2 separate regions of the Homo sapiens genome follow, and region 2 is linked to region 1. A link is an interaction called in ENCODE POLR2A ChIA-PET data of the cell type or tissue named here. Cell type or tissue: endothelial cell of umbilical vein. All regions are shown on one strand. Each heading gives the region's core, and the rest is flanking DNA. Links, peaks and the distances in the headings are about the cores only. Region 1 has its middle 28 kb from the start of PLXND1. Region 2 overlaps TMCC1 (transmembrane and coiled-coil domain family 1).

The links. ChIA-PET counts read pairs that join two places held together with the same protein. Peaks named below come from ENCODE experiments on the same cell type or tissue, not always from the same donor. Only the 100,000 strongest peaks of a DNase experiment are listed, where the experiment ranks them.
Region 2: POLR2A ChIA-PET joins it to region 1 with 6 read pairs; 6 of 35 experiments call an interaction of 5 or more read pairs at or near these places.

Annotation. Positions count from the first base shown.
Region 1 is chr3:129,632,097-129,637,476 of GRCh38, forward strand. It overlaps the pseudogene CARMIL2P1. Among named protein-coding and RNA genes, the nearest start is that of PLXND1, 28 kb to the left of the region's middle. In endothelial cell of umbilical vein, for the core only: no CTCF peak of the experiment used is centred there; no DNase peak of the experiment used is centred there.
Region 2 is chr3:129,807,226-129,812,605 of GRCh38, forward strand. The region is part of intron 4 of TMCC1 (transmembrane and coiled-coil domain family 1); the gene reads right to left. Among named protein-coding and RNA genes, the nearest start is that of TMCC1, 84 kb to the right of the region's middle. In endothelial cell of umbilical vein, for the core only: no CTCF peak of the experiment used is centred there; a DNase peak (open chromatin) is centred at 2,286.

The DNA of each region.
Region 1 (5,380 bases), core at 301-5,300:
TGGGGGCAGAGGCTTGGTTCCAAGGCTGGATCCTAGCCTTGGGGATGGAGGTGCCTTGAACTTCGGCCTGCATTTGAAGACGGGGAAGCGCTGCAGTCGCAGGGGCTGTTCAGCAGGGGCCTGGAGCTGGTCCTCAAGCACAGACACCGCTCACGGCCCTGCCGAGAGAGGCTGCAGCCTCAGCTGGCCATCTTCATTCCTGGGGCTGAAACAAGGGTCCTCCAGGAGGCCCAGGCTGCCTGGGGAGGGGCCGGCTCTGCAGGGCCTTGGGCTTTGACCAGGGGAAGGAGGGCCTGGGCCATCCTGTTGGCCCCAACCATGGCTCCTGAGCTCTGCATTCAACTGCTGCCCCACTGTCTTCCAGGTTGCAGCCTCGGGCTTGCAACTGAGATTTCTGTCTCAGTCATTGGTTGCTTCACACTTGGTCTCTCCCTTTCTAAAGCTGGGGGCATCTTGAAGCGCCCTCAGGGGATTTATATCTCGGGGTCACAGTCACGCGCCCATCCATTGAGGGACTGGGAGGTCCCTGAGGAGGGAAGCCCAGCCCCTGAGCCTGCTTATCATCCAGCTGGGTGGACAGAAGTGTGGACACACAGCACAGCTCACCATGGAGCGGGTGCGAAGTGTAGCATAGCCGACACTGGCGTGGATATGCAGGGGAGAGCGAAGACGTCCTAGAGGGCCTGTGTGGGGGAGGGAGAAGCACTGGTCACAGGCTGTCCTAGAGACTTTGCGTGGATTAACTCATGAAATCCTCATAGTAACTTCATGGGACCAGTGCTGCATTATGTCAATTTTTTAGCTGCATTAAAGAGGCAGCCAGAAGTGAAGTGGATTGCCTGAGGTCACCAGGCTTGGGCAGAAGGCTCCAGAATACCTGCTCTGCCCACTTCGGGTATGCCTCACAGACATGTTGCCCCAGAGGCCCCAGGGGCACCTGACCACCAGGGCTCTGCAGAACAAGCCCGGCCCTGAGAGTGCTCTGCTGCTCTGGGACTGCGGTTCGGGCTTCCAGGGGTGGCAAAGATGCTGTGACCCACTTGTGGCGGGGCAGGGCTGGGCCCTGTGGGAAACAGTGGGTGGCCTGCCTCCTGGACACACTGTGGCCCCACATCAGGGCAGTGCTGAAGCGGCCTGGTGTGGCCGCTGCACTTCCGGATTCTCAGCCTCCTCTGCTGTCAGCCATCCACTGAGCAAAGGGCAGAGGGGCAGGGACGGGGCTCTGCTTCGAGACTTTCCTCTTTCATCCTCCCTTTGGTTGCCTACTCATGCCATCCAGAGATCAAGTCCTCACCTTTCCTATCAGCGCAAATCATTGTTTTCTAGCTGGTTTACCTTGGGCGAGACCCCATCTCTCTGGCTTCATCAGCAAAAAATTCATATTAGTTTGGGCCATATGAAGTTACTGCTTCTGTAGATCCAAAACCAGTTGGATTTTGGAAAAAACACATGGGTCAACCTAATAGTATCCAGTGGCGATACTGGGAGGCCTGAGCATGATGTTACACATAGTGACTTAGCACAGTCCCTGGCACAGGCATGCACTTCACAGAAAGGCAAGTGCTGGGTCCTAGCTGGCATTAAGTCAGGGACCATTAGGGCGCTCTGCAAGGGTGACAGATGCAGAAGTGAATAAGAAGAGGTTTGTGCCTTAAGGAGCTTGTGGGAGCCACATGGATATGCAGCTTACTGAAACACATCCCAAACTAGATTAGGCCAGAAAGGGGATCAGTGCAAAGTAGACTGGCATCTCTTACATGATCAAAAGACAGGCTGAGCAGCCAAGCCACGCGGAGGGTGAGTGTACTGTGGTCGCGGGAGGCTGGGCCCCGCCCTGGGGGCTGTGGTGGGTGCTGTCTCTCACCTCCCCTGCCTGCCTGCAGCCTTTCACAATGACCTGCCCCTAGGGCCCAAGAACCGGCACTGCCTCCCTCTGGTCCCAAGCTCCAAAGCCCCACACTGAGAATGTGGTGGCTCCCATGAAGACTGCATGGCTGGAGGGAGGTGTGGTCATGAGGGGAGGCGCTGGCAGGCAGTGCCTTACAGGTCCACCACCACGTGTCACTGGGCTGCAGGTGGCAAAACCCACTCAAACTAGCTTCAGCAATAAAGAGAACTTACTGGCTCATGACAAGGGAGGTTCAAGAGATGAAGGTGGCTTCAGGTGGGACTGCATCCAGGGGCTAGACTGGTTTTACCAGAAACTCAACTCTGGCCTCTGTGTCTGGGCTTTGCCTGCCTCCCTTGTGACTTCATGCTCAGGTCTATCCAGACTGTGCTCTGGCAGCCCTGGCTACACAGGGTCCTTGTAGGCGGTGAGTTTAGGGAGTAGAGCTCCTCTCTGAATGTAGCCATCAGGAGTCCCAGGATCGACTCCAGTTGGCCTGACTTAGATCACGTGTCCATCCCTTGAGCCAGAGGTCAGGTGGGAATTAGTTTCATGTGAACTACGGGGAGTGTGAACAAAAGTTCTCTGAAAAGGGATTTGGAGAAAAGAAACTTTATTATTATTTTCTTGAGACAGGCCCTTGCTCTATTGCCCAGGCTGGGGTGCAGTGGCACGATCATGCCTCACTGAAGCCTCAACTTCCTGGACTCAAGTGATCCTCCCACCTCAGCCACTTGAGGAGCTGGGAGTATAGGTGCACACCACCATGGCTGGCTAATTTTTCTTTCTTTTTTTCTTTTCTTTTCTTTTCTTTTTTTTTTTTTTTTTGAGATGGAGTCTCACTCTGTCATCCAGGCTGGAGTGCAGTGGCATGATCTCAGCTCACTGCAACTTCCGGCTCCCAGGTTCAAGCAATTCTCCTGCCTCAGCCTCCTGAGTAGCTGGGATTACAGGCATGCGCCACCACACCCAGCTAAATTTTTGTATTTTTGGTAGAGACGGAGTTTCACCATGTTGGCCAGGCTGGTCTTGAACTCCTGACCTCAAGTGATCCACCCTCCTCGGCCTCCCAAAGTGCTGGGATTACAGGCGTGAGCCACCGTGCCCAGCCAATGCCTGGCTAATTTTTAAATTTTTATAGAGACTATGTTGCCCAGGCTGGTCTCGAACTCCTGAGCTCAAGCGATTCTCCAGCTTTGGCCTCCCACAGTGCTAGGATTACAGGTGTGAGTCACCATGCCTGGCCAGGAAATAGACTTCATTCCAGTGAACAGTTTGCAAACCAGGGAGATGCAGCCTTTGGTATAAAATGAAGGTGCATTCCAGAGAACAAAGGGAGGGTTCAGGTTTTATAGGGAAAGTCCCTGCCCAGGTTCCCAATCAGGTCTATTTATGCAAATGAAGGATTCAAATTTGCTTAGTTTTAATTAGTCAACACAGCTGAGCCCTGATTGGTTGATACAGCTGAGCTGAGATTGGTTGACATAACTGAGCTGTGAGTGGCTGGTGCAAGTGAGCTCTGAACACCCCAAAATTGAAGAGAGAGGTGTGGATTTTCAGGGAACTCAGTATGTGTGTGACCTCTAGTCAGCAAATGGCCCCTTGGCTCTGTTTTAAATTTAGGCCCAGTTAGCCACTAAGGATCCGTCCTGAAGGATTAGCTCTTTCAGGTTCACATTTGTTCACAAGAATGAGGATGGGTGAGAAAGTTTACCAGAAGAAGGATTCAGTACAGTAAAACCTCAAATTAACCAATAGTACCAATTCAGCAATTCAGGCCTTGATCTTTGGATCGTGTGTGTGGACGACAGAAGGGAGATGGAAGAGGAAAGTCTTGAAGAAGAGCCCCAGTTCCTGCCTGTCTGCCCTTTGCTCAGTGGATGGCTGATAGCAGAGGAGGCTGATAATCCAGAAGTGCAGCGGCTACACCTATGGATAGGTGCTACTACAGAGAGTGTGACAGAGGTGGAGAGCTCAACTGCATGTATGTGAGGACATCAGAACAGGCTTCACAAAGGAGAGGCTCCCTAAGTCCTCAAAAAGTTACATCTAGAATCACGACATGACCCAGCAATGCCACTCCTAGGTATATATCCAAAGGAATTGAAAACAGGGACTCAAACAAGTGCATGTACACCCAAGTGCACAGCAGCACTATTCACAATAGCCAACAGATGAAAACAGGTGTCCATCAACTAATGATAAACAAAGTGTGGTCTATCCATACAGTGAAATATCATTCAGCCATAAAAAGGAATGAAGTCTTGACATACTCTACAACATGGGTGAACCTTGAAACTGTGCTAAGTGAAAGAAGCCAGGCACAAACGATCACATACTGTATGATTCCACTTGTGTGAAACATCCAGAATAGGTCAATCCACGTGGACAGAAAGCATACTGGTGGCTACCCGGGGTGAGTAGAAGGGGAGAATGGGGAGCAACTACTTAATGGGTATGGGATTTCCTTTTGGGGTGATGAAAATGTTTTCAAATTAGATAGAGGTAATGGTTGCACAATATTGTGAATACACTAAATGCCATGCAGTTTTTCACTTTAAAATGGTTAATTTGAGTTTCACCTAACAAAACAAAACAATAACACGTCACCCCTCCCCCCCAAAAAAAGACAAATGATGTATCTTATGTGGTATTTGCTTCAAAATGATTCAGATTGAAGTGACGTGGGAAGTGGAGGGCAGGTATAGATGAAGCAGGGTTCACCAGAAGTTAGTAACTGTTGGCTGGGCATGGTGGCCCATGGCTGTAATCCCAGCACTTTGGGAGGCTAAGGCAGTTGGACCACCTGAGGTCAGGAGTTTGAGACCAGCCTGGCCAACATGGTGAAACCCCATCTCTACCAAAAAATACAAAAATTAGCTGGGTGTGGTGGCATGTGCCTGTAGTCCCAGCTACTTGGGAGGCTGAGGTGGGAGAATCCCTTGAACCTGGGAGATGGAGGTTGCAGTGAACCAAGATCGTGCCATTGCACTCCCGCCTGGGTGACAGAGCGAGACTCTATCTCACAAAAAAAGAAGTTGGTAATTGTTGATTGTAGTTCATTATATTCTTCTCTTTTTGTAGATTTTTGGGAAATTTCATTGTAAAAAGTTAAATAAAAGAATAAGTAAGAGTCATATCCCAAAAACTGTTGCCAAGACCAATGGCAAAGAGCCTTTTTCTTATATTTTCTTCTAGAAGCCAGTTTTATTTGCCAAGTTAATTTTTGCCAAGTTAATAATGTTTTTATTATTATGGCTTTGTAGTATAGTTTGAAATCAGGACATATGATGCTTCCAGCTTTGTTCTTCTTTCTCAAGATTGCTTCGGCTATTTGGGTGCTATGTTAGCCCATTCTTGCATTGTTGTAAAGACATAACTGAGGCTGGGTAATTTATAATGAAAAGAAGTTTAATTTTGGCTCACTGTTCTGCAGGTTGTACACGAAGCATAGTGCCAGCATTGGCTTCTGGTGAGGGTCCCAGGACACTC
Region 2 (5,380 bases), core at 107-5,106, 170 kb after region 1:
AGAGTTACAAAAGCATGGCAATGGTAATGTTCCCATTCTTATGTTGTATGGCTGGTTCACAGGTAGTGTATTACTATGTGTCATAGCTTATATGTTTATTTTATATGAATAAAATATTACACAATAAAATATAAAATACAGAATATAAAAATATTGAAAGAAGTTTTTTAAAACCAGTGTTTCCAGATCCAGTCTTTGAGTTTTCCAGATTGAAAGGACTCATAAATTTTCCAGATTGAAAGACTCCTAAGGCTGCATAGTACTGAGTCTGCTGAGTACTTCTGAGTCCTATGCCTTGGGCTGCCAAGATGACCCACACCAAGGCCCATCATTGTACAACTTCAGGACAACAGAGACAAAGAGAAGAGCTTTTTTTGAAATTCTAGAGAGAAAAACAGGTGATACCCAGAGGGTCAAGAATCAGAATGGCACCAGATTTTTTGTCAATACTGGAAGCTAAAAGCTAACAATACAAGAATACATGGGCAATTTATTTACAACCTAAAATTCAGTACTCAGCCAAACTACCATTAAAGTATAAAGGTAAAATAAATTTTGGAATGGGCATAATTTCTGAAAAATTATCTTCCATGCACCCTTATTCTATAAGGCTCATAGAGTGTACATTTCAAGAAAAGAAAGGAATAAACCAAAAAGAGGATATGAAATCAAGGAACCAAAGAATGTTATTTATTAATAGATTAAGGAGTCCCAGAACAAAAGATGTGCAACACTCTTGGAGAGTAGTCAATTCAGACTAGAGGAAAAGTGAGAGCTTCCAGAAGTGTATCTCCAAGAAAAGCTGAAACTGAGAAGAGTAAATGCTGTTTTGAAAATATTGAGAGATTTTGGGAGGATCGCTTGAAACTGGGGTCGGGGGTGGGGGGTCAAGGCTGTAGTGAGCTGCGACTGTGCTATGGCACTCCAGCCTGGGTGACAGAGCAAGACCCTGTCTAAAAATATATATATAAATAAGGCTGGGCATGATGGCTCACGCCTGTAATCCCAGCACTTTGGGAGGCCAATGCAGGCAGATCACCTGAGGTCAGGAGTTTGAGACCAGCCTGGCCAACATGGTGAAACCTCGTCTCCACTAAAAATGCAAAATTTAGTGGGTATGGTGGTGTGCACCTGTAATCCTAGCTACTCGGGAGGCTGAGGCAAGAGAATAGCTTGAACCCAGGAGGTGGAGGTTGCAATGAGCCAAGATCACACCACTGAACTCCAGCCTGTGCAACAGAGCAAGACTCCATCTCAAATAATAATAATAATAATAATAAAATTTAAAAAAAAGAAAATAATGAAAGATTTACAGTTCTTTGAGAATTTGGAGAGAACCCAATGACAGTTATAAACAACAAAAATTAAAGCAATTAACTCCAGAGACAGCAAAAAGGTGTATAAAAAGGGAAGTGTAATCATATTATACTACAAAGCTCAAGTTGTAAATATATTTACATTGGCATAATGTAAACAGCATATTGAAATATAACTAAAATTTTAATAAGATATGGATAGGAAAAAGATAATAAGAAAGCTACATGATCATTTTCATTAAAGGAAGTCAAGATATCCAAAACAGAAAAAAAAATAGCAGCATAAGCATGTTATTTAGAAAATATTTAGATAAATTTCAGAATAAAAAATTAAAAGATCAAAAAGTTAAAATAAATTTTACTTGGGTTAGATATGCTGGAAAAAAAAAAAAAAAAACAAAGAAACTTGTTTCTGAGAGCTTAACAAACCTGGAAGATTAGGCCAGGAGCAGTGGCTCACACCTGTAATCCCAGATCACGAGGTCAGGAGATCCTGACCTGGCTAACCATCCTGGCTAACACAGTGAAACCGCATCTCTACTAAAAATACAAAAAGTTAGCTGGGTGTGGTGGCAGGCACCTGTAGTCCCAGCTACTTGGGAGGCTGAGGCAGGAGAGTGGTGTGAACCCAGGAGGTGGAGCTTGCAGTGAGCTGAGATCGCGCCACTGCACTCCAGCCTAGGCGACAGACCAAGATTCCATCTCAAAAAAAAAAAAAAAAAAAAATTCTGGAAGATTATATTAAATAAATCTACAGAAAGTTGTTCACAAAAAATAACATTTAAAATAGAAGATTCACAAGCAAGTAAAATGTTTCATACTCCTAGTGTTGGAAAGCAGATATGACTTTTAAATTCCTGGTTTTAATAATTCTCTGTAAGACTAAGGACACAAACACATATCTGAAATAATATTAACTTCTTAATTTCATTTGTTCCTGTAGCTTACTGTTGGCCTAAAGCCACACAATTCAGCCTTCCTTTGTCAGGATGCATTTCAGAGCTTCCAGCTGTAATTTTTTAAATGGTACTGTAACAATACAGTATTGTGAAGCCACAGACAGTAAATGATAAGAGATACAAACTGACAGGAAGAAAAAAAAAATCTCCAGGGTGCAAAAGAAGAGAGAGAGAGGTAAAGACAGTATTTATAGAAAAACATTTAGTTAAAGTACTGAAATCCTGCAAAAAAGAATAGCTTTTGGTATTTTCCATACTGAACATTAATGCATTTTGCAAACAATTTTCCCGGTTTCAGTAGTAGCCAATTCTTTTTTTACCTCTTTTTAGGTAAATCCCACTAAAACAGTACATTTAATCTTGATGTGACAAAGCAAGTTACTCATCTAAATAAGGACCCTGATTTTATTTAGTTTTACTGATTTTATGTAGAAAAACATTAGAGCTACAAATCCTCATAACAATGAAAACAACATGTGAAAGTCAAACTTGTCTTGAATTTCTGTACTAATCCACACATCTCTGCACCCTAAGGCAACAAAAGATACTGATACAGAACTATGAGCAAAAATCAGGCTGGATGCGGTAGCTCACACCTGTAATCCCAGCACTTTGGGAGGCCAAGGTGGGTGGATGGCTTGAGCTCACAAGTTCAAGACCAGCCTGGGCAACATGGTAAAACCCCATTTCTACAAAAACATACAAAAATTAGCTGGGCATGGTGGCGGGCACGTGTAGTCCCAGCTACTAGGGAGGCTGAGGTGGGAGAATCACTTAAACCCAGGAGGCAGGGGTTGCAGTGAGCCAAGATTGCACCACTGGGCAACAGAGTGAGAGACACTGTCTCCCAAAAAAAACAAAACAAAACTAAGCAAAAATCAAGAGACATATATCACATACTAGTACGCAGAACCAAAACAGGTAATTTATACTGTGGCCTAAATCCTCCTGAACTATAATCGGATCACAAAACCTTTATACTCATTCTCATAAAGCTAAACTCCTGACAATAGAAAACAGCTTGCATTTTATCTTTATGTACAGAAACTTAAGCAAGTTCACCCTATATCTTAAGGCTCAATGGGCAAACATTCCTAAGAAGAATATGTTAATCTCACAAGCATTTATCTGCTTAAACTGAACTTGATTCTATGGTATAACTCATCACAAATTATATAATATAAAGACAATGTATGACATCAACGAATATGGAAGGAAGCTTATCAAAGCAATGTTTCAATTCATAAGCAATCACATTTACAACAACAAAATTAGGTAAATTGTTTCCTTCAGGTGTTTTGCATTTTTATAGAAAATAACAATTCTATGGAGCAGAAAACCTGGATACTGTTCTTTCACCTAGAAGAATGTATAGCTGTGTCTTGAACATCTACAACTGTTGAAACAAGTTTAATGTTATTGGAAAGCCTGTGGTGAGCTTAAGGCAGAAAACAATGTTTAAGGTATTCTAGTCCTATCCTATGGTAAAATGGTTATTTAAATGTGCATTTGCACAGCTGCTTAACATATGAGTTTTTTTAATTAATAAACCAAGAGTATGCTCCCTAAGACTGTGTATGTTCTTCTAAATAAGCTTCTATATCACTAAAATTCTAAAGCGTATTCCTCAGAGCATCCACATGGGGAAGGTTATATTGATCAGTTACTCTGATGCACTACTCCATTGTTAAGCTTACAAAGAAATGCTCAGAAACAAATAGATCAGAATTAGGATGCTCACTTTCATGGCCATTCATTTTATATATTATTTTTAATTTTTTAGAGATAGGATATCACTCTGTTGCCCAGACTGGACTGCAGTGGCACAGTCAACAGCTCCCTGTAACCTCAACTCTTGGCCTCAAGTGATCCTCCTGCCTCAGCCTCCCAAGTAGCTTGGACTACAGGTGTGTGCCACCACACCTGGCTGTTTTTTTTAAAATTTCTTGTAGAGACAGGGGTCTCACTGTGTTGCCCAGGCTGGTCTTGAACTCCTGGCTCCAGTGATCCTCCCACATCAGCCTCCCAAAGTGCTGGGATTAGGGGCATGAGCCACTGTGTCCAACCATTTGAGAAAAGTGATCCTGAGATGGGAATTTTCTCAGCAAATCTTCAATAAATGCAAGACTATGCATTTTTTTAAAAAAGAAATCAAGTTTTGGGCCAGGTGCAGTGGCTCATACCTGTAATCCCAGCACTTTGGGAGGCTGAGGTGGGCAGATCACCTGAGGTCAGGGGTTCGAGCCCAGCCTGGCCAACATGGCGAAACCCTGTCTCTACTAAAAATACAAAACTTAGCTGGGCGTGGTGGCATGCGCCTGTAATCCCAGCTACTCAGGAGGCTCAGGAAGGAGAATCACTTGAACCCAGTAGGCGGAGGTTGCAGTGAGCCCAGGTTGTGCCACTGCACTCCAGCCTGGGTGACAGAGCAAGACTCTGCCTCAATTTAAAAAAAAAAAAAAGAAAGAAAGAAATCAAGTTTTGGTGATTCTTACTATTCAATACTCTTAGATTCATTAGTACAGAAGGGCTTTTACCTTTGTGTTAACAATGAGAAATGGCTGGGCGTGGTGGCTCATGCCTATAATCCCAGCACTTTGGGAGGCCAAGGTGGGCAAATCACCTGAGATCAGGAAATCAAGATCAGCCTGGCCAACACAGTGAAACTCCATCTCTGCTAAATATGCAAAAATTAGCTAGATGTGGTGGCACGCACCTGTAATCCCAGCTTCTTGGGAAGCTGAGGCAGAAGAATCACTTGAATCTGGGAGGTGGAGGGTGCAGTGAGATCACGCCACTGCACTCCAGCCTAGGCAACAGAGCAAGACTCTGTCTCAAAAAAAAAAAAAAAAAAAAAAAGCCAATGAGAAAAAAACAGGGCATTATGTAAAAGAGGAAAGAAGAACACCACAACTATAACAAAGAAACTTAAGCTGGTACTCTGTAGGACTACAATCACATCCACAATACTCAAATCAAATCTCTGGTACTGAGATTTCACTTTTAATACCCCTGTTCAAGATATTTTATTGAAGAAGCTATAAATTTATTGCTGGTTTATCTTCACTGGCTGGATTTCACAAAACAAATACCCGACCTCGCCCC